Linked DNA regions of Homo sapiens: regions 2, 3, 4, 5 and 6 are each linked to region 1. Evidence: chromatin contacts called from ENCODE Hi-C or POLR2A ChIA-PET data. All regions are on one chromosome and are shown on one strand. The core of a region is the stretch at or near the end of the contact, and the rest is flanking DNA. Distances in the headings are between cores, read along the strand shown.

Region 1 (3,485 bases), core at 589-3,088:
TGTCCTACTACTTATTTCATTTTATTATAGGTATCTAAGCAGGCACAGGCTAATGCAATCAATGAATGCTCCTGACCTTGAAAGGTTGTTAGGAGGATTAAATGGGATAACAAATGCACAGTTCATATTTTCTTTCTTCATCCCTTTCTTAATAATATTAATAATAATCTGTATTGCAGTTTACCAAGTATAAACTTTGATAGTGTACCACACTGTGTCTCAGTCGATCTGGGAATAAACCTGTGAGATAGAGATGGGATTATTATTTCTACATTATACTTGGAGGAAGTGAAGTACAGAAGTATTAAAAAGTGATAATATGGGTGGGTCAGCCGAACGCCTGCTATTGTTCAAGGCCAGGTGGAGTGCTACTGTCTGTAATCCCAGTGCTTTGGGAGGCTCAGGTGGGAGGATCACCTAAGGCCAGGAGTTCAAGACTAGCCTGGACAACATAGTGAGACCCTTCTCTACAAAAGATAAACAAACAAGCAAAAGAATTACCTTGATCATGTGCCTGTAGTCCTAGGTATGAGGGAGGATCCCTTGAGTGTAGGAGTTCATATTTGCAGTGAGCTATAATTGTGCCACTGCACTCCAGCCTGCGTGACAGAGTAAGACCCTGTCTCTAAAATAAAAGTGGAGTCAAATTTTCGGGTTACAAAATTTGTGATGTGATTTTTGGATAAAATACAATTTTATATATTTATGGTGATGTTTTGATGTATGTATACACTGTGGAATGACTAAATCAAGCGAATTAATATATCCATTACCTCACATACTTTATTGAGGTGTGTGGTGAGAGCATTTAAGATCTACTCTTAGCAATTTTCAAATGCATTATACTTTGTTATTAACTACAGTCACTGTGTTGTACAATAGATCTAAATTTTCCTCTAACTGAAATTTTATATCTCTTGACCAACATCTCCCTAATCTCCCTCCCCCAAATCTGTGATCTTTCTTTTCTTTTTTTTTTTTTAAATTAAGGACCAATGTGACAGTAAGTGATCTTTCCTTTAAACCACAGCGCTTCTTGTATGCTCCAGCCAGTATTTTTCCAAATTGCGGGTAGCCATGCGTTGTTGAGTAGTGAGTTCTGGGTACTTTGCATGTAGTAAGGATGAGCAGAGTTTTCATTACCCGGTTGCAACGTAAAATGTATTTCTCACTGTGGGTCCAGAGTTTTTAAAAAGCATGAAAGCTCCTGTGCTAGCACAATGCCAAGTTCTAAATAACGTTTATTAAATGGAATTATAGTATTTTATTTTCATTTTGTATTTATTTTTGTTTTCTAGAGCTATCGCCTCCATTCGTAGCTACTGGACAGTAGAGACCATACCATCTTTATTTTTCCGATTCCCAGTGGAGTGCTTGTGATGATGTGGGCTCATTCAATGTGTGTCAAATAAAAGTCTGAATGGATACATCAATGGAAGGGATAATATAGCTCAGTGAATGTGCTTGAAACTAACTGCTGTTCTAACTCCTGGTATTCTTCTGATTCTACTGTGAGAGCTGACATTGTTCAGTTAATCGTTTCCAAGGGCCCTAGTCCCGCAGACAGTGAGACCAAGAATAATTCGCATTCAGGAAGTACCACTTGCCCTTAGTCAATATGGCATCCTGAATGACTTCCGGAAAGGGCACCGCAAAAAAAAACAAAAAAAACCGAAAAACCGTTGACATTAGTCAAAATGGCCACCTTTGGCTTCGCTTTGTCAGAATGCGCATGCTCATTCCCGTTCCCGTCACCTCCGCGTGGCCCTGACGCGTACGTCACACCGTAGAGGGACGGCGCGGGAGGAATAAATTTCTCTGTGATTGGTTGGTGAAGGTTTTCAAACCGGAGCTGTGGGCGCGGCGCTGCTCTGCCGTTGGGTGAGGCGCGGAGCGAAGTGAAGGGTGGCCCAGGTGGGGCCAGGCTGACTGAAGTGAGTAGTGGGGGTGCCAGACCAGGTGCGTCTGCCGCTGGATTGTGATAGGAAGCAGAGTGTTCGTGTGGTGAGCCGTGGCCGCCGCGGGGGTCCGGGACAGCGGGACAGCGGGACAGGCTGGCAGCCACAGCCTCTCCACTCGGGCTTTTCTGGGGTGGGGGTCGTGGCAGGTCGAATGGACGCGGCCTGGGAGGGTCGGGGGCTTCTGTCTTGGCGCCGGGTTTTGTGGAAAGCCGGGGGCGTCTTTTTGAGGTGGTGGCTGGACCAGGGCAGGAGTCATCCTAAACAAGAGTCTCTCAGTCAGATACGAGTTTAAGAGTGGTTGGAGTGACACCCCATCGTTTTCGAAGGGAAGAGCCCTGGTGTTTGAGAGGCCCGGGCGGCCTGCAGTGGAGCCCCTCTACTTCGTGGGTCTCGTATGTCTAGGGAGGCAAGGCAAGGCAATGACATCTTGTCCTTCTCATCCTGATTCTTACCCTCAGTAACAACGAGGCCTTACTTGTACACTTTCACGTACATTTCTCTTCACAGGATTTCATCCGTAGGCCGAGAGGTGTGTGTCGGAAAGTGGGGGTAGGTGGGTAGATAAGCCCTTTTTTTTTTTAAGAAAGCATTATCTTTCTAATGTGTCGGGTAAATAAGCTTTCCGAGTTATTGTAGGTGTTTAGAGAAGGCGCCTTTCCTGTAGCTTAATCATTCAATAAGTATTTATCTTTTGGAGGGGACTTAAAAAAATTTTTGTATATTTAGGGGGTACAAGTGCAGATTTCTTACATGCATATATCGCGTCGTGGTGAGGTCTGGTCTCTTAGTGTCCCCATCACTCAAATAGTGAACATTGTACCCAATACGTAGTTTTTCAACCCTCAGCCCCCTCCACCTTCCCATCTTTTGTATTCTCCAGTGTGTATTATTCCACTCTGTATGTCTGTGTACCCATTGATTAGCTTTCACTTATAAGTGAGAACATGCGGTATTTGACATTCTGAGTTATTTCACTGAGGATAATGGCCTCCAGTTCTATCCATGTTGCTGCAAAAGACGTGATTTCATTCTTTTTTATGGCTGAGTAGTATTCTGTGGTGTATGTCTGTCTATATATTACATTTTCTTTATCCAATCCTTCGTTGATGAACACTTAGGTTGATACCGTATCTTTGCTACTGTAAATTCTGCTGTGATAAATATATCAATGCAGGGGTCTTTTTGATATACTGATTTCTTTTTTTTTTTTGAGACGGAGTCTCGCTGTGTCGCCCAGGCTGGAGTGCAGTGGCGCGATCTCGGCTCACTGCAAGCTCCGCCTCCCGGATTCACGCCATTCTCCTGCCTCAGCCTCCCGAGTAGCTGGGACTATAGGGGCCCGTCACCACGCCCGGCTAATTTTTTGTATTTTTAGTAGAGACGGGGTTTCACCGTTTTAGCCAGGATGGTCTTGATCTACTGACCTCCTGATCTGCCCACCTCGGCCTCCCAAAGTGCTGGGATTACAGGCATGAGCCACCACGCCCGGCCGATATACTGATTTCTTACCCTTATACCCATTAG
Region 2 (3,485 bases), core at 482-2,981, 490 kb after region 1:
TATGAATAGCAATCAGTGTGTGTCACCTGTTTGTCAGTGCCCTGCAGCAGGTGTGAGTACATTCAAGGATCAGCACATGTGAACTGAGGTCGGTGAATGAAGCGCTGTGCGGGCACTGTGCCTTCTGGAGGGTGTCCTGAGCAATGTGGGGTAAGGGCTGGGATTGGGGAATCCCTAATGAGGACTGCCCTGCCAGCTCTGGGCCAGCCTCAGCCCCACCTCTACTTCTGCCAGGCTCACCCACTAGCCAGGTACCCAGGTTGGCTGTCTGGCTTCTCCCACTGAGACACACCTAGACTGGAGGCAACCCCAGACCACCATACATCCTGCTGTCTGTGTTTTAGCCCTAGCTGCCTGACCTGGCTCAGGAATTAGTGAATGTGATCAAGAATGGGGGTGTAAGAATGGTGACTGAGCACGGGAGCCAGGAGCCAGGAATGTATTGGGGAGTGGGGGGCACTGAATCAGCAGGCTGCAGGAGCCAAGCACACTGGCAAAGCAGATGGAGGAGCCCGGAGTGGGGAGAGCGCAGGGCTGGGCTCCCACCCCCTATCAGGAACCGGAGACCAAGGAGGACCTAGGCAGAGAGCTGGGAAGCCCCACGGGGGATGTGAGGGAGAGGAGGAGGGAGGGGCTTTCATCACTTCCCCTGTGCTCAGAGCCCCCAGAACCGGGGATCCAGAGCTCGGGGCGCCTTCTCCAAACTTCCCCAGTCCTGATGGGAGTCCCCAAACCATCTTCTTGGGGCTAGATGGCCTCCCCAAGTCTAGGGGGTTCAGGCTATGAGACACGGGGCTTGGACACACGGTGCTCTCCCGAGTGCCGCCTACTCTTATCTCCGTTTGCAAATCTCTTTTCTAAATCTGTGTTTTGAGCCCTCTCAGCTGTCCCTGAGCACTGTTCACCCGCCTCGCCTTACCCCACCAGTCCGAGGGTAGTTGCTGCGACAGCGCCAGACGCAGGGGTGGGATGGGTCAGACTGACTAGGTTCGGGTTCGAGACCCGGCTAACAGAGAGCATCCCAGGACCCACACCCAGGGACTTCTGGCCCTGTTGCCTCGCCTGAAGCAGTGTTGACCCCGAACCTTCGAACCTTCGGGGAAACAGCGCCTAGCAGGAGACGATGGCCCCAGCCTCAAGAGGGGCGGGTAGGGAGGAGAGGGTGAGAATAGGCTGGCGCCAAGCTGGGCTGCTGGGGGTTCGGGGAAGGCGGGAGCCCTGGCGAGGGTCCGGCGGCCCGGGTGCAAGTGGGCGAGGGTCGGACTCACGCGTGCCGTCGAAGCGCGTAGCGATGGTGTCCAGGAAGGTGTTCTGCGGCGCCAGGAGGCCCCGCATGGCCGGCATCTTAGGCGCCCGCGGCTGCCCGCCCCATCCCTCCGGGGTGCGGGGACTCCGCGCCGGGGGAGGGCGCCCAGCTCGGCCGCCCCCCGCCGGGCCCCGCGCTCCCTAGCGCAGCCGTCGGGGGGCAATGCGCAGACCGGGATCCGGGGTCGCGCCGGACGCTGGCGCGCGAGGGGGCGTCCGCGCCGTCGGGGCCCGGAGCATGGCGCGCGGCCCCTCGCGCCCTCGCCGCCCACAAATCCCGGGCTCCAGGCCCCGCGGCCGCCGCGCTCTCAGCACCTCCCGCCGCGGCAGCGGCTCGCGTGTCGGCTGCGGGTGGGCTTCCGCTCGGCTTCGCTCGGCGCCGGCTCTCGGCAGCTCCCTCCGTCTGTCGGGGAGAAGCTGCAGCCTCCCTCCCTCCCTCCCGCGCCCGCCGCCTGCACCGGGGTAACCATGGAGACGGGGCACACCCAGCCAGGGCCGCCTCCTTAAAGGGACAGGCCTCCCGCGGAGGGCTCCCCTCCCTTCGGGACCTCGGCGGGGGCGGGGAGGTGGCGGCCGCCCTGATCCCACCCCGCGGGCCTCCCCGCCCGTACCTCGGAGAACCACTGGCGAGCGGCCGGCCCCCTTTGGCTCACTCGGCCTCAGCCGCAGAGGGGAGGCGTCTTTCTCTGCAGCCCGGGGGCTCTCCGAGAGCCTCCTAGCAGCCTCTCCTCCCCCGGCGGAATGGGAGGGGGGCTCGGGGCGTGGGGGGCAGGGGACGCATGCTGTGGAAGATGCTCTCCCCGAGGAAAATGCAGTGGGCAAGGGGACAGGGCGACAGGCGCAGGTGAAGGCCCTGCGGCCAGCGGAGGCCGGCGCTCTAGAGGGGCTCCAGCCGCACCCGGGAAATCTAAAAGCAGATGGGGCGGGGGTTCTGCGCGCACAGCTGCCCGGCCCTCGAGACTTTCTCATCCTCAACTTGACGCTCTGGAAAATGGATCCAGCTGCTCCTATGAGGTGTCTCCGCAAGCAGGAGCTGCCTGGAAACCAGAGGGTGGGTAGCCCTAGGAGTAAGGGTCAGACGTCCTCCGTGTGACCCCGTGGGCGGAAAGGGTGTGTGGTGGGGAGGGGAGCGCCAGACCCCTTGTCCTGCCCCTCCATTTCCCTCTGGCATTTGTCACCTCTTGCCTCTCCTAAGCGCGCTAGAGGGTCAGGTGGTAAATACAGGGGACCGGCAGGGGTCAGACACTGCGAAAAAACTTCCGAACCTTGTGCGTGCGGGTCCTGGCACCAGGAGAGCGAGGAAGGCCGAGCCCCGCGCCTCACGCAGCTCGTCCTGGAGAGCTCCGCGCGGCGCCGCGCGGGGTGCTGCCCTGGGGCGGCTGCAGGGAGCCCCTTCCCGGCGGGGCGGAGCCGGGCCCGGGGCGGCCGTCTTTTCTTGGCCTCCCGCGCTGCGACGGTCCCCCGGACTTGCCTGCCAGCGCCGCTCCTCCTCCCTCCCACGATTTGCCAGCGAGCGCGGCTGCCGCCCGCGCCCAGAGGAGCCGCCGGGGCCAAAACAGCAATTTGTTCCCTAACGAGCGAAGCGGTAGGCTCAGCACCCCCATCCCTCGAGACGCACTCACAGTCACCAGCATCAGAAAGATGCTACCCCTCATCAGCGACGAGAGCCAAAGCCCCAGGCACCTGTATCTAAATGAGCTGGCGCTTTGGGAAGGGAGGACGCGCTCCTCCTTCTCCGGTCCTGTGAAGCCTGGAATCTGGTCCCCAGGACGAGGAGTGACCCTGAGGAGTGACCCTAAGGAGTCGGGAGATCCTACTCCCATCTCATCCCCAGCCTTGGCTGGATCCTGGCTGTAAAGTAATCCCCTCCCCCAGCCGTTCAAGGCTTCCTCTCCAGGCGGCGGTCCAGCTGTCTACTAAAAAGAAGGACATTTTAGGAGTCAGTTCACTTTGAGACAGGATAAGGCCACAATTGAAATCACCCACCCACTTGGGAACCAGGTCTGCCACTTGCTGTCCCTGTGATTAAATTTTTTTTTTAATTTTGGTCTGTGTGAATTTTTTTTTTTTTTTTTTTTTTTTTGTGACGGAGTCTCCCTCTGTCGCCCAGGCTGGAGTGCATTGGAGCTATCTCTGCTCACTGCAACCTATGCCGACCAAGTTCAAGCAATTATCCTGCC
Region 3 (3,485 bases), core at 332-2,831, 460 kb after region 1:
AAAACTGGAAAATAATTAGAGAGAAGAATTACTACTACTACCACTTGGACATGTGTTAACATTCTGGTGCATTTCCTTCAACTGTCTTTTCCTTTGTATGTTTTTAATAGTTATCATGAATTCATATATATTTAATAACATTAATATTATTAATGTTCTGTGTAATCACTTTTTATAAAAATTATTTCAGGCCGGGTGCTGTGGCTCATGCCTGTAATCCCAGCACTTTGGGAGGCCGAGGCAGCCTGATCATGAGATCAGGAGTTCAAGACCAGCCTGGCCAACATGGTGAAAACCTGTCTCTACAAAAAAAAAAAAAAAAAAACTTAGCTGGGCATGGTGGCACGTGCCTGTAATCCTAGCTACTCGGGAGGCTGAGGCAGGAGAATTGCCTGAACCGAGACCCGGGGGCCGGAGGTTGCAGTGAGCCGAGATTGTGCCACTGCACTCCAGCCTGGGCTATGGAGCGGGACTCTGTCTCAAAAAAAAAAAATTTCATTGGTTTTCTGATATTTTCACAAGTTTACATAATATATTTAATCAAGTGCCTGTTAAAAAATAAAACACACACTCTTTCATGGGAGTTAAAATAAGTACATACTCATTAAACAAGTCCACAGAACAGTAAATGAGGTTGGTACTCTCGAAGCAGAGGGCCATAGTATACCGTCAGGGCCAAAAGGGCCAGTCTCTCATTTGACACTTGAATTCCCTAGCAATGTCCATGTTATGTGTTCTTGACACCTCTGATGGACAGCTTTGGAACTGAATCTTTCTTATTCTGAGCTGAAGTATGTCTCTCTATAGCTGCTAGACTTTAGTACCTCGCAAAGGAAGCATAAAACAGAATTCCTCTTTTAGACAACAGTCTTTCTAGTTTTCCGGAACATCTCTCACAGCCCCAAATTCCCAATTTTTCCGACAGGTTCGTTCTCCCACCCCAAGATTCCTTCCAAGGCACTCTCCTCTGAAGGTGCTTCCATTGGTTTTCTCTCTTACCTCCCGGCGACCACAAGTGGCCCCAGCCGTCCAGGTGGGGTCCGGCTGACGGGACCAAGTCGACACTACTCCTTCTCGCAGGGTCTCTTCCTTCTCAGTAAAGCGGCCCACGATCCTCCATCCGCTCCTCAGAGAGCCTCTCTGCCCTTTCTGTCCGCCACATCTCCCTGGCTACATTATCTCCCCGACTAGTGCCTAGCAGGCGGGCCTGATAGAAGTTTCTCTAAAGGCTCTGGAGGAGTCAAACAATGCATAAGGTCCTGTGCAACCCTCAGACTCCTATACCTCGTGGGAATTTGGAAGTCGAAATCCAGTCCGCGGTCCCGCCCCTCCCCGGGTCGCCTCAATTAGCCCCGCTCGGTCTCGCCCTAAGTCTCGCCTTTCCCTTTAACCAACCCCTCAAGCCGGGTTACCTCTCCGGTGCCTATAATCCTTAACGTTTCCCTATATGCTGTCCCAACTAGGAAAGCCTTTACTTTCCGCTATTGGTAAAATATTTACACTTTCCGTACCATGGCCACGCCCCCTTCACACACGTTGCCAAGACGAACCGGAAGAGATTGCCAGCCCCCTGGTTCGTTAACCGGAAGTAGACGTACCTCACGGAAGCCGGCTTTGGCCCTGCGGCTGCTACCGTCGCCGCGGAGAAATTGTTGGATCTGGCAGTCTAGGAATGGTGAGACCTCGCGGTTCGCCTCTGAGGGTTCTCAGAGGAGTTGGGGATGAAATGGAGTTTTGCAGAGTGCCGCCGGGGACGACCACCCCCCAAGTTTGGGGCCCCGCCCCAGTGGCGCCCCGAAAAGCTGCGCATGCGTGGGCCGGACCGGGTTAGAATCTGGCTCGAAGTGTTACGCATGCGCAAAGGCATGGAGACCGTGGGGTGAGAATGGGCTTGCGAGTTTACCCCCACCTCCCCAGCCACCAGCCTGTGGGTCTCAAACCAAGGCTACTTGGTGCTCTGCTTTGAGTTGCAGAGGTGACTTCATCAATGCTCCTACCCCGAGTTCTTGAGACAGACCTGGACCGATCCCCTACCTTGGGTGTGCACTCTTGGGAGAACGAGGGGCGGAGGGTCCGGTAAGGAAGGGGCACAGACCCTACCTCAGTTTGCCGGCAAGCTCGGGCCCCTTCGCCCTCTCCTCAGATGTCAAGATTCTTAGTCGTAGCCTATGGAGCGGAGAGCGACAGGCTCACCTGGGGACAGGGCTAGAACACTGAGCTAAGAGCCACCCTGGTTAGAAGTGGGGACTCACGAGAGGAGCGCCCCGAGAAAGTCCAGTACCTGGGTTCTCTAGGGGTTGTTGGGGCACAGCGTGGTTGATAATCACGCAGTTCCCAAACAGTGGTTTTTGGTTTCCACGAGATGGTATCTCATGGAAATACCACTTACTAAATCTTCAGTAAAAACCCCAAATGGAAAAGAAAAACAAAAAAAAAACGAGATGGACTGGTTGGAGTTTTGTCTCCCTTTCTTTTTTCCTGCTTTGGCCTGGGAGGGGAAGGCTGGTGCTGCTGAGCTGAGTGGACAGCTGAAGTAAAGAAAAATGTGGGCCAAAGAATCCCTTGTCTCTTGCTAGTTTATAGTCAAGGCGCTTAACCTAGGAGATACCAGTAGAATTAAAGGGTCTATGAACCCTCTAAAATAGTATGTGTTTGCACCCTTTTCTGCAGTCCATAGCTGTTATCATACTCTGAAAGGTGCCAGTGACCTTCACAAGACTGATGTCTAAGGCTATTATTGGCAGAGTGGGGCCTTATGCCTCTTTCCTGTCCTTATGTCTTCCCTAGCTTATGGGACCCTGGGGGACCTGAGCCAGTATAAGGAAGTGAGGCTGGCCAGTTGGAAATCTGAGCCTCAGGGAGCCTCATTTCTCCTTTGCAGAATCTCCTCTCAGCCTTTAAGCTCACCTGGTCAGAATCCTTGGATGAGCCTGTGGGACCGTTCCTCCTAGCCCGGTGGTTTGGAACCAGTGGCTTTGGGACTGTAAGAGGATGGACAAAGGTAGTATGAGGCCGGGACAGCTCCCCAAATGCTCGGGCGCCAAGCATCTGCTGATTCCACTCTGTGCCTGGCACGTGTGTCTTTCGGTCCTGGCTAGGCCTTGCCACCTCCCCCTGGGCCAGCACCACCCATGTACCTGTCGGCAGAGCCACAGTTGACTGACTTGCTGTTGAGCTGCTGCTCTTTAGCACGGCTGCATTTTGATGGCAGAGGGAGCAGTTATGCCCAGAGCCCAGCGTGTCGGCATCACCAGTCTGACCTGAGCACCATGTGCTGCACGACATGACACGTGGCACCGGGGGAACTGCCCAGCGTGGAAGGTCTGGGCCAGGTCTGAGCCCAGATGGGATCTGGATGGCCAAGGAACTCTACCTTAAAACCTCAAGTGTCAAGGAGGCAGGGGAGGGGCCAAGAGGGCTGGCAGGGGAAGGGGGCTGGGGAGGGGTCCCATTTGCAGAGGCTCTAGGATCTTAGGAGGCCCGAA
Region 4 (3,485 bases), core at 462-2,961, 400 kb after region 1:
TTCAACCAGTTCACAAAGCTGCCTCCCAGCAAGGATGATGGCGCCACAGATGATACTGCTTACATTCAGATACATTTCCTTTTTTCTTTTTTAACCCCAATCCTTACACAATCCAGAAATCCTCAGCGAGCCAGGTGTTCCCAAGGTCTGCTTGGTCTGACTCATTCCCACTTCCTGAAGATGAAGGCTGGGAGGCACATCTCTCAGAAAGTGGTAGCCATCATCAAAAAAAAGGCTGAGAGACCAGCTGGTTACCCTGTGATCTACCTGCGGCCCTTCTTCAGCTGCCCCAAACAGCACCTGCCCTTCCGTTTCAAAGACCATCCTAGTTTCCAACTTTCCTGGACCAGCCCTACTCTTCCTCTTGCTCCCCAAAGATCTGCCTTACTAGAAAGTATCTTCCTGTTGCTTTTTTTTTTTTTTTTTGAGACAGAGCTTCGCTCTTGTTGCCCAGACTGGAGTGCAATGGCGCGATCTCAGCTCACCACAACCTCTGCCTCCCGGGTTCAAGTGATTCTTCTGCCTCAGCCTCCAGAGTAGCTGGGATTACAGGCATGGGCCACCACGCCTAATTTTGTATTTTTAGTAAAGACAGGGTTTCTCCATGTTGGTCAGGCTGGTCTCCAACTCCTGACCTCAGGTGATTCGCCCGCCTCGGCCTCCCAAAGTGCTGGGATTACAGGCATGAGCCACCGCGCCCGGCCCCTGTTGCTTCTTTCTGATCCTGCCATCTCATCACTCTCCCTCTGAAGAAGCGAATGTTACTTTTGGTCTCCATCATTGTGGAGTTAGGTTTCAACCTCCTCCTCTCCTTAGAGTTCTTCCATCCCTCCAACAGGATAAGGCTAGCCAGCCCCAGCCCGGCAGGCTTTCTGTCTACCATCCCCCCGCACCCGTGGGGATTTCTCCAGCCCCAGCCCAAGGCCTCGCCTCCATCTTCATCCTTTCCTTTGCTTCCCTACCAAACCCATTCTCCTAAACTTCCTCCTCAAAAACCTATTCATTTAGACCCTGGAAGAGATCTGGGATTTAATTTTCATGCATTTCCTTTTTAAAAAAATTGATGGGAAATCTGAGGCCCAAAGAAAGGTAGTGACTTGCCCAAGGTCACACAGAGTCGTTAGTTTGTTGATGGCCTGGGCTGGGAGCCCCTTTCTTCAGAGGCCCCCTCTCCACCTCAGGAGACAAGCTCTTGCAAATGCAGGAAGGTGAAGCAGGGAGTCCCCAAGTGGTCTGAGGAGCACCCAGGCTTCCAAAGGGAACGGGCGCTGGGGCTGGGGGAAGGGCATGTCGCACACCAAATATCCCAGGAGGGGAAACTGGTCCCCACCTGTCCCCTGGTCCCCTCAGTCCCCTCATCTCCGCCCTCTCTCTTCTTTCCCGATCTTTCTCCGCGAACCCACCCCCACCTCTCCCAATCCCACTCTTCACCCAGTCCCGCCACTCTCGCACCTTTCGCCCCCGGCCAGGCTCCATCATGGCCTCCCCCGCCCCTTCGCCCCCAGTCCCCGCCCCCATCCCCCCTCCCGGGCTCTCTTCCCTCACCCTTGGCCTCCCTCGCCCTCCCCGGGGTCCCAGCTATCCCCAGCGGCCTCCCCGCCCCATCGGCCACGGCCCGGGCCGCAGGGGGCGCTGTGGGACCGCCCCGAGCCCCTCCACCCCCGCGCGGGGATGTTACCATGCCAGAGCCTCCGAGCAGCTGGGCCGGCTCAGCCCACCCGCCAGTAAGAGCCGCTCTGATTGGCCAGGCCGCAGCCGGGAGGGCGGGGCCGGCGGGGGGTCGCACCCCTTCGTGGCCGGGGCTCCGGTGGCTCCCGCCGGCGAGCGGGGCCCCAACCGGCCCGGTGTGTTCGGTCCCGGCCCCGCCCCCCCGGCACGGAGAACCAGGCCCCGCCCCCGCGCCGCCGCGTCCCGGGTCCGCCCCCCGGGGGGCGGGGCACGCCTGCTCCCGCCTCTGACTGACGGTCGGGGGCCGGCGCCTCTGCCTCTCCCCGCTGCCTGCGTCCTGGCTTCGCAGTCGCCGGCGCTCCAGGAGCCGAAGCGTTCACGCAGTGTGTAGGGTGCCTTTGCGCTGCACAGCGAATTTAATTTGCTGTGTAGCTCTTTTACAGTACTTTTAAGTTAGTTAACTCCAGAACTATTTGTTGAGCACCTGTGAGGTGGCAGGGTCTGTCTCAGGGACTGAGCACACAGCAGCTTGGAAAAAAAAAAAAAAAAAGACAAATCCCCGAAATCACGCCCTTGTGGGGCGTACACGTGCTTCTCGCGTGACCCTGAAGTTCACTTTTGGGACCTGGCTCCCACTGAGCGCTGAACTCATGAGAGCAGGGCCCACTCTTTGACAGAAGTTAAAAATGTGAGGTACATGCTTGCTGTGCGGCTGAGGAAACTGTAACCTGGAGCTCTGCGGGGAATGCGCTGAAGGCCTTGGGGCTGGAGAGTGACAGGCCCCAGGCACACGGGTGCAGAAAGGCGCTGACCGCCAGCCTGCAAAGCCCCGCAAAAGGCGCTTCCTGTTCCCTTTATTCCCCCCTCACCTGAGCCGGGACTCGCGTGATGCCGTGCTAGGTTCCTGAGAGCCAAAGAACTCCGGAGAGGTAGAAAAACTCCTGACACGAAGAGTTAGAGGTGACACCTGGGAGGAAAAGGAAGTGGGATTCACCCTTGTGGGCTGCTGTAGAGAGAAAATGCTTTGTGGTTTAATCAAAATGATACCCACATGGTCTCAAATGAAGGCCCAGCTCTGCGGTTTTCTTTTCTTATTTGAGGCAGCGTATTGATCTGTCACCCAGGCTGGAGTGCAGTGGCACAATCAGGGTTCACTGCAGCCTCAGCCTCCTGGTCTCAACCGGTCCTTCTCCCTCAGCCTCCGAGTAGCTGGGACTACAGGCGTGTGCCACAACGCCCGGCTAATTTTGTAACTTTTTGGAGACGACGTCTCCCTGTACTGCCCACGCTGGGTCCTGTGGTTTTCAAACTTTTGGGGGAGGTGGGGTGAGGAGACTGGCGCGCGGCCCGCAGCCGCCGCCGCGGCAGGAGAGGGGAATGGAGGGGGCGGGCGGGGGGAGGAGGACGGACCACCGGCGGCCTCTCCACCGCTCCCACCTTCCCCCGGGGGCTGCCGCGATGCCAGCGCAGCTGGGGCGATTTTCAAACTATTATTGAGATCTCTAAGTATAGCAGAAGTGGTCCAGAGGTTCCGTGAACTTTCATGAATTGCATTTTTATTTTTTAAATGCTTTTCTTTTCTTTAATGAAATATTTCTTAGAACATGTACACACATATAGAATCGAATAATTGTACCAGATTTGTTAAGACAAACAGCAGAGCCCTGCCCCCATCGTCTTCCCCTCTCTGGAGGCAACGTTTTCACCTCTTTTAGCTGTTTCTTCTGGCATTTACCTTCACATCTCCGGCCTTCCCCCAGCTGCAGCCCTCCCCACAGGGCAAGGGGTCCAAGGGGATTTGCCCATGCAAAGCACAC
Region 5 (3,485 bases), core at 316-2,815, 320 kb after region 1:
TATTTATTGAGACAGAGCCTCACCCTGTCACCCAGGCTAGAGTGGAGTGCCATGAACATGGCTCACTACAGCCTCAACCTCCTAGTTTCAATTGATCCTCCTGCCTCAGCCTCCCAAGTAAGCAACTCTATTTAAAATCTTAATGCCTCTTCCATCTCTATCACCTTTCAGTTTTATTTTTATTAACACTGATCACTAACATCTATACATTTTACTCGTCTAGTTTATTGTCTACCTTTCCTTCTACACAGATTGTGAATTCCAAGAGGACACAATGTATATCCTGTTTGTTCGCAGATGTACCTTCAATGCCCAGAATAGTATCTGGCATAGAATAAACTTTCTAAAATAAATATTTGTTGAATAAATGAATTAAAAATCTAGGTGATAACTTCAGGCATGGTTAGATCCAGGTTCTTGGCATGTCATTAGAATTTTGTCCTGTCTCATAGCTTTTCTCTCCTCTGCGCTGGCTTCATTCTCAAGCAGGCTTGATGTGTTACAGGTGATGATAAGACGGCCACCAGCGGCTGCAGGTTTACATTCTAATAATTTTGCAGCCTAAATGGAGAGAGAGTGAGTGCCTCTTTCCTGATTGTTTCAGAGAAAGCCTTGGATATATCATATTGTCTGGGCTTGGGTCAAGTGACAATCCCTAAAACAGTGTCCATGGGTAGAGGAGGAAAATGTTGTGACTGACTGGGCCTGGGTCATGCGGTCCTTTGGAACTGGGGATAAAATTCAGCTCCATTTAGACTGAGAAGAGGGGAGAGGTGGTTTCCTAAAAGAAAAGGGGGTGCTCTCACTGGAAGAAGATGGCGGCTAGACAACAAATTTCCACCGCAAATGTCAACGACCCAGCCGCCGACTGAGCCCAGAACAGCGTTCTTCTCCCGCCTCTCCATTTTCACACGCAGCCAGATGGTTAAGCTTCTCTCCTCCCAAACGTTTTTTCCCCTGCCTCTGTCGGGTAAGGGCTTCCTCATCCCTCAATGCCTGGTCCAACTATGATCTCCCTCACCCCGACTCTTAACAGGTACTATCTCTCTCCCTCTTCTGAGTATCCTGCTTGTTTCTACTTCTCTTGTAGTTAGTTTTGTACGCCATGCCTTGTATAATATTTTACTTACTTGTATACATCATGAGTTCCTTTTGAAAAAGGGTACGGTCCATTCCCGGTGTGTCCACGCCAGCCCCTCACGCCCTCTGGGAACCGCGGTGATTCGATGCCGGCTGAGGCCGCCAGGGAGCGCTCGGCGCCCGGCACGAGGCCGTCAAGGGCGGGAGGCGCTGTGATTGGCAGACGCGGCCGTCAATCGGGCGCAGGTGGGGCGGGCCGGGCCGCCTGTGAGGCCTCTGGGCGGGAGGCGGGGCCTGCATGAATGGGGCGCGCGTCGCGCGGGCTGCAGTCGGCGCTCGCGGGGGAAGCCCGAGTCTCGGCCGGGTGTGGGTGGGAGGAAGCGAGGTTGGCGGGGGAAGGGAAAGAGCGCGGGGGGCGGGGAGGGGCAGCGCCCGGGCGGCGCGCCGAGCGCGGCGAGGCGGCGGGTGTGAGCAAGAGCCGGCCGCCTCCGTCCGCCTTGCTTCGGTGCGGCTGTCCGCTACGCTGCCTCCGCCCTCGCCGCGCGCCCCCGCCAGCGGGACTCCAGGGAACCCCCGGCGCCCTCGACGGGGCCGAGGAGTCGGGACTCGGGGAGCCGGCGCTGAGGGAGGAGCCTGGTCGGAGCCGCGGAGCCGAAAGCTCCGGAGCGTGGAGGTGGGGGGCCGAGGCCCCTGAGGGGGCCCCGCCGCGATGGGCAACCTGGAGAGCGCCGAGGGGGTCCCGGGAGAGCCCCCCTCTGTCCCGTTGTTGCTGCCGCCCGGCAAGATGCCGATGCCTGAGCCCTGTGAGCTGGAGGAAAGGTTCGCCCTGGTGCTGGTGAGAGCTGAGCCCAGCCCCTTCCCCCGCGTACCGCCCCTCAGGTCCCGACGCCCGGGCTGGGACTTTGTGCTGGGCCCCCGTCCCGCCCACCCTTTCAGTCGGGGTCCCGAACGGATCCCGGCCTCCAGTGTCTTCCCAGGAACCTCTGAGCAGCCGCTGGCCGGCCCGGACAGCCCCGTCGGGGATCTCGGGACCGACGCCTCCACCGCTGGACCCTTAGGAGAAGTCCCCAGTTCGGGACCGTCCTAGGAACCAGGCTTCTCCCTCCTTCTTCCTCCCCCTTCTGCTGCCCTTTTCCCGTTTCCCCGCTTCTTCGCCAGGCTCCCCGTCCCTAGCATTCTCAGCCCGGAGCCTCTCGCGGGTGGGGGGAATTCAGAAGCGCGGCCGGCTCGCTCCTCAGCAGGCTTCCCTGAGTGGGGACACCGCCTCTCCTGCGAACATGGAGGCTTCCCAGGGAGTGGGTCCCACTCCCAGCCCAGACCAGATGTTTGGGGGGAGAGGGGGATGGGGAGGCGGCTGGCAGCTCCTGAAGGGGGTGGAATAAAGAGTATGCCATTCTGCTTATTTTCAGAACGGCCTGCAGGCATCCTGCTAAGTTAGAGTGGATTTGCCTGAAAGGCTGAACATGTGGATAAACCATTTCACTGGGGTATTTCTCCAAGTGAAACAATACACAAACCATCCCGCCTCCTCCCCCCCTTTTCACGTTAAGCCATAGTGACTGGTTTGTGTTGTTTAGCCTGTGCTTTTTAGTCTTTCTGTGGGTTTCAAACGGTCTGTATAAATGGGTTTTTAGAGCTGACTTTGGGATTCTTCTTTGGTGTGGGAATTGGACATTGATGTCAGTGGCTCTATGAAGCGAGAGGTTCTGAGCTGGTATCACCGGGAAGGAGCCAGAAAATATGTTTGCGCTGAAAATGAAGTTTTGCAGAGCGAAAACATTGGTAAACCGGGGTTAATCTTTGAGAAATTTGGGGAAATAGTTCTCACTTCCCCAAAGAGTTTTCTAAGAAGCAGTAATAATTCTGGCGTTATTGTTGGTATGGCCGACTCTGCCTTTGCCTCTGCCCATCAGGAGGGATAAGTTGTGGACTTAGCAGCCTTATTGGATTTCATCTGCCTTGGAATAAGGAGATTAGATCTGTTGGCAACAGTGGAGCTGTCTAGAGATCTTGGCCTCTCCGATGGTAGAGAATCTGACATCAGCCCACTGGCACCAGAGCTGGCTCAAAGAGGGTCCACAGTGTTCCAAGGGGAAGTGGTGTCGCTGGCACCTCTCTGCCCGCCAGCTCTGCGAAGGGCCAAAGGGATGTGGGCCATACATCCTGTGGCCCTCTGCATTTCCCCCAGCCTCCTCGGGGGATCGGGTGAGTCAGTGATTACCAATGTGCTGTGACCATCTCACAGGCTGAGGAGGAGAGACTGGGACTTAGTGGCCTTGAGAACAAGAGCCCAACTGTTGGGGAAAAGAGTGGGAGGGGATCTGCACTCTGGTGGGGGTGTGAAAATCCCCAGCAAGCTGACACAAGTTAGCTATAGAAACTGGGGAGAAAGGGATGGGGTGAGG
Region 6 (3,485 bases), core at 298-2,797, 260 kb after region 1:
GTCATTCTTGGCACTGTTTCTAAAGAAAAACTCCATTATCCCAAGCAAAAAGCACAGAAGGTGGAGTTTGGCTTCAAGAGATGTTAACTCAAAATCTTAGGCCTAGCAGAGAATCACCAAATTTATGGAGAGTTAACAGGGGTTTAACAGGAAGGAAGTGCCTTTAGTAAGTTCTCAAGCCAGAGGCTGGAGGCAGCAGCTAAATCAGAGGACAGCATCCTCAGTGAAAGTGAGCCATTCGGGGTGGCATGTCACTCCAGGAATAAACACAACTTAGAAACAAATGATTTCGTAGGATAGCACAGTGACATGGTGCACTGTGAACCTGAGGCCACTGTGTCAAACTGTGCACTGGTTGTGAATAGGGAGAGCCAAAAATTATGTCCTACTGGTAATGAGCTTTCAATGGCTCGATCCTCTCACACTGAAGCTCTGTAGAGCAGCTCAGAGCCACAACCACTCCCAACATTGACCCTTCTGGGGGTAGCTGTCTGTGGCAGCCCACAGGAAGGAGCTGGAGATCCCCATTAGGACTGTCCACCCACACTTGAAGCCACAAAACTGCAGGGATTGGGGCTCTCACTGGTTTGGTCGCCTAACTCCCGCCTAAAAGGCCACAAATTTCTGGAAAACAGGTAACAGACCAAAAACTAAAGTGCATCAGTAAAATGAACATTTATCTACTGCCCCGAATCTCTGGCTTGACACTACCTACTGGTGTCCAGTTGGAGACAGACTAAAATGCACTGAAGGACTATTAGGATTGCTGCCTCCTAAGTTATCACAGCCTCGCTCTGTTGATGTGAATGAGGAACTGCTTGGTTGTTAAAGGAGATTTTGCTCCCTGCTGCCCCAAACAGGTCCTTATCTAGGTTTGCTCCCCACTGCCCCAAACAGGTCTGGCAGGATTGGTTACAATGATCTCCAGAGGCTCAACCATTCCCCTTCCCTATCCTTGCTTGGGACATTTAATCACAGCCACCTAGTAGAGGCCGCTCAGTAAGGGGATAACAAACTAAAAAAACAAAAACAGGGCAAGTTTAGGGGAACCCTACGATGCTGTACCTTGATACACATAATCAGCCTTTTCAAAAATGCCTGACAAGAATTAGTCTTTCCTTTGTGCTGAAGTCTTCCCACCCATGGATGGAAGCAGGCTGACTCCCTGAGGGTCAGGCAAGGGGTGGGAAAGGGAACACATTACTTTTGTGAAGGCAAAGCAGAAAGGTGTGTTTGCCAGACCAGCATGGGCAGCTCAGAGGGAGCAAAGCATCCACCAGAAGAGGCTCTCCATTTTCTTTGTAGGGCCTGACAGTTGAGATTTGAGGCTGAGTTAACAATGGGACCACTGAACTTCTTTCCAATGGAAAACTCACGGCCCAGTCCCACAGGAACTGTGCGCATACCAAACAACAATGAGGAAGGAAGGGCCGGGTGGCTCTACCAAACAGTTCAGGTCCACTGGGTGAATGAAGCCTGGTGGGAAAGCGGACTCCTGAAGTTGGCGCCCTCTGCTGGTCCCACTTCTCATCGTGGCGGGTCGACTGCCTGAGTAGAGGAAGAGGCTACAGATGGGGTTGACAAAAAAGGGAGTGAGGGGAACCCCAGGAAGATGAAGCCAAACTCCAAACTATATTCTGCTAATCAGTTTTTTGATCAAAAAATTCAAAATAGAGGAAACCACAAAGTACAAAAGCTTTTCTGATGCTTTTCATTATCACAGAACACACCACCTGTAATGTGTGCAAAAAGGAAATGAGGGGTGGAAGGAGAGGAAGTCTAATTGGGAAAGGCTGGATGGTCACTTCATTTCTTCTCTTTCTTCTTATCCTAGAAATGGAGAAAAATCACCCAATTAATTTTTTGACATTTGACATTCAAGCTAAAACTCTTGAGTGAGCATTTAGTTAGGGACTAGAAGTGAGCCAGACAATTAAAAAGAAATGAGAAATGCTTCCTTAGCTCAGCAAGAACTGAATCTTAACCACATCCTACTGGTGGTTCCCAAAGTTGCCGACAGACCGACCAAGAATAAAGGTTAAGCAGCTGTCCCCACCCCCACCCCAGGAGTGCCGAGGTGGGCTGCCTGACCACTCTAGGCTATTCACAGCCACTACAGCTCAGATCCCAACAGTGAAGGCTGCAGATGGCACTCTATCCTCAAAGAGTGAAACTAGAGGCCAAGACCACCAACCAACCATTAGGCGCGAGAAGTGCTCCACCCTGCAAAGTGAGCATGACTCTGGCATAAACTGACATTCAGAAATAATTTGGTCCAGCAGAATTCTTCATTCAATCTTGGATGGAAGCCCAATGTATTAAGGAATGAAAATTCAGTTGCTTGTTCTGAAACTTGTACATCTGCCTAGTGCTCAGTCCAACCATGGCATAGCCCAGACAGAGCCAGCAATCCTATCTGGTCAACTACTCCCGCTACCACTATGCTATCTCTAAGCTCCATAAGGTCTATAAAGAAAAGCTCATTTCATTTGTTTCCCCCACTGCTTGACTCAACTACGTTAGATACTCATTAGCCCTATATAGAATGCTTCCTTGGAAAAAAAAATTAACAAATGGATAAAATTAGTCTACTTCTGAAATTTACAACGTCCTCCACAATACCTTTCTCTGAGTCACAACTATATAGCCTTTAAATTATTCATGTAGCAGGTTGTGTTTACTGCCACTGAAGCTTTTTTCCCTTTCATACTAAACGCAGGAATTAGTTAAAAAAATTTTTTTTTCACTTGCTGCTTTTTTTCTAACAACTGAAGACTTCTGGCTTACCTCTTACTCAGTGGCCTGCCTTACAGTTACCCTGGACCTAACACAGTGTGTGAGCAAGTTTTCAAATCTGAAGTATACACACATGCCAAGCTCAGGAGCCATTATTGTCTCATCTTTGGGTTGTAGGCTAACTAACCTTTTCATTCATGGCCAGGATCATCATGAGTTTTCTGAAGACAGTAATGAAATCTAAGAAGAGATCAATGCAGTGCCTGAAAGGCAAGAACCAGATTAGGATCTGTACTTCAGACTTTTTTATCCACAAGCCCACAAAGATGCAGAATATAAACCCCACCCCTACCCCCACGAGCCAGCTTCTCCCACACTTTACCCCCAACTAAGGAAGTAAAACTCTGGTGTCTGAGATCCTTTAGACTCATCGAAGTCATGCAGCATAGAGAAAAGAGACTGGGCCAGGCACAGTGGCTCATGCCTGTAATCCCAACATTTTGGGAGGCTGAGGCAGGTGGACTGCTTGAGCCCAGGAGTTCGAGACCAACCTGGGTAACATAGCAAAATCCCGTCTCTACAAAAATTAGCAGGGCATTGTGGCATGTGCCTGTAATCCCAGCTACTGAGGAGGCTGAGATGGGAGGAACACCTGAGCCCAGGGAGCTTGAGTCTACAGTAAGCCATGACAGTGCCACTCTCCTACTGCAGCTTGGGTGACAGAGCAAGCCCTGTCTCAAGCGCTCTGA

The links. A loop is a pair of places that touch in the nucleus more often than their neighbours do. ChIA-PET counts read pairs that join two places held with the same protein, here RNA polymerase II (POLR2A). Pooled maps may share reads with other maps.
Region 2: a pooled map shows a loop between it and region 1 (3-fold over the local background). The contact joins the promoter of KCNH3 here to the promoter of RACGAP1 in region 1. A Hi-C loop is called at or near these places in 1 of 50 pooled maps. POLR2A ChIA-PET finds 5 or more read pairs at or near these places in 3 of 52 experiments (activated CD4-positive, alpha-beta T cell, endothelial cell of umbilical vein and naive thymus-derived CD8-positive, alpha-beta T cell).
Region 3: a loop to region 1 is called in a map of ascending aorta, with 29 times the contacts of the local background. The contact joins the promoter of MCRS1 here to the promoter of RACGAP1 in region 1. A Hi-C loop is called at or near these places in 2 of 168 maps with a recorded cell type or tissue (ascending aorta and naive thymus-derived CD4-positive, alpha-beta T cell) and 9 of 50 pooled maps.
Region 4: a loop to region 1 is called in a map of CD8-positive, alpha-beta T cell, with 5 times the contacts of the local background. The contact joins the promoter of PRPF40B here to the promoter of RACGAP1 in region 1. A Hi-C loop is called at or near these places in 1 of 168 maps with a recorded cell type or tissue (CD8-positive, alpha-beta T cell), 2 of 37 single-sample maps with no recorded cell type and 10 of 50 pooled maps. POLR2A ChIA-PET finds 5 or more read pairs at or near these places in 3 of 52 experiments (BJ, MCF 10A and activated CD4-positive, alpha-beta T cell).
Region 5: a loop to region 1 is called in a map of naive thymus-derived CD4-positive, alpha-beta T cell, with 19 times the contacts of the local background. The contact joins the promoter of FMNL3 here to the promoter of RACGAP1 in region 1. A Hi-C loop is called at or near these places in 1 of 168 maps with a recorded cell type or tissue (naive thymus-derived CD4-positive, alpha-beta T cell), 1 of 37 single-sample maps with no recorded cell type and 8 of 50 pooled maps. POLR2A ChIA-PET finds 5 or more read pairs at or near these places in 1 of 52 experiments (activated CD4-positive, alpha-beta T cell).
Region 6: a pooled map shows a loop between it and region 1 (2.0-fold over the local background). The contact joins the enhancer-like site here to the promoter of RACGAP1 in region 1. A Hi-C loop is called at or near these places in 6 of 50 pooled maps. POLR2A ChIA-PET finds 5 or more read pairs at or near these places in 5 of 52 experiments (BJ, CD4-positive, alpha-beta T cell, WTC11 and 2 more).

Annotation. Positions count from the first base shown.
Region 1 is chr12:50,023,847-50,027,331 of GRCh38, reverse strand. RACGAP1 (Rac GTPase activating protein 1) reads left to right here and starts at 1,838. Exons shown (of 17, transcript NM_001319999.2): 1 at 1,838-1,934. RefSeq lists enhancers at 1-26, 1,886-1,975.
Region 2 is chr12:49,537,276-49,540,760 of GRCh38, reverse strand. KCNH3 (potassium voltage-gated channel subfamily H member 3) reads right to left here and starts at 1,731. Exons shown (of 15, transcript NM_012284.3): 1 at 1,269-1,731. The coding sequence starts at 1,344. RefSeq lists enhancers at 108-157, 802-1,611, 1,612-2,423 and silencers at 1,741-1,920, 2,651-2,770.
Region 3 is chr12:49,566,238-49,569,722 of GRCh38, reverse strand. MCRS1 (microspherule protein 1) reads left to right here and starts at 1,581. Exons shown (of 15, transcript NM_006337.5): 1 at 1,581-1,675; 2 at 2,882-3,001. The coding sequence starts at 2,992. RefSeq lists enhancers at 1,082-1,131, 1,482-2,285.
Region 4 is chr12:49,621,787-49,625,271 of GRCh38, reverse strand. PRPF40B (pre-mRNA processing factor 40B) reads right to left here and starts at 1,711. Exons shown (of 26, transcript NM_001031698.3): 1 at 1,679-1,711. The coding sequence starts at 1,681. It also overlaps a transcript of FAM186B not described here. RefSeq lists silencers at 1,496-1,995, 2,856-2,905 and an enhancer at 2,576-2,665.
Region 5 is chr12:49,705,485-49,708,969 of GRCh38, reverse strand. It overlaps FMNL3 (formin like 3), which reads left to right and starts at 1,565. Exons shown (of 26, transcript NM_175736.5): 1 at 1,565-1,915. The coding sequence starts at 1,790. It overlaps LOC124902929 (a long non-coding RNA gene), which reads right to left and starts at 1,244. Exons shown (of 3, transcript XR_007063299.1): 1 at 1,131-1,244. RefSeq lists an enhancer at 982-1,131 and a silencer at 1,152-1,921.
Region 6 is chr12:49,761,218-49,764,702 of GRCh38, reverse strand. TMBIM6 (transmembrane BAX inhibitor motif containing 6) reads right to left here. Exons shown (of 10, transcript NM_003217.3): 9 at 2,924-2,999; 10 at 1-1,830. The coding sequence ends at 1,807. Among named protein-coding and RNA genes, the nearest start is that of TMBIM6, 21 kb to the right of the region's middle. Within about 2 kb of position 1,547, at least 10 of the 41 ENCODE cell types and tissues checked have a DNase peak (open chromatin) inside an H3K27ac peak, as active enhancers do; they include CD4-positive, alpha-beta T cell, where a contact is called at or near this core.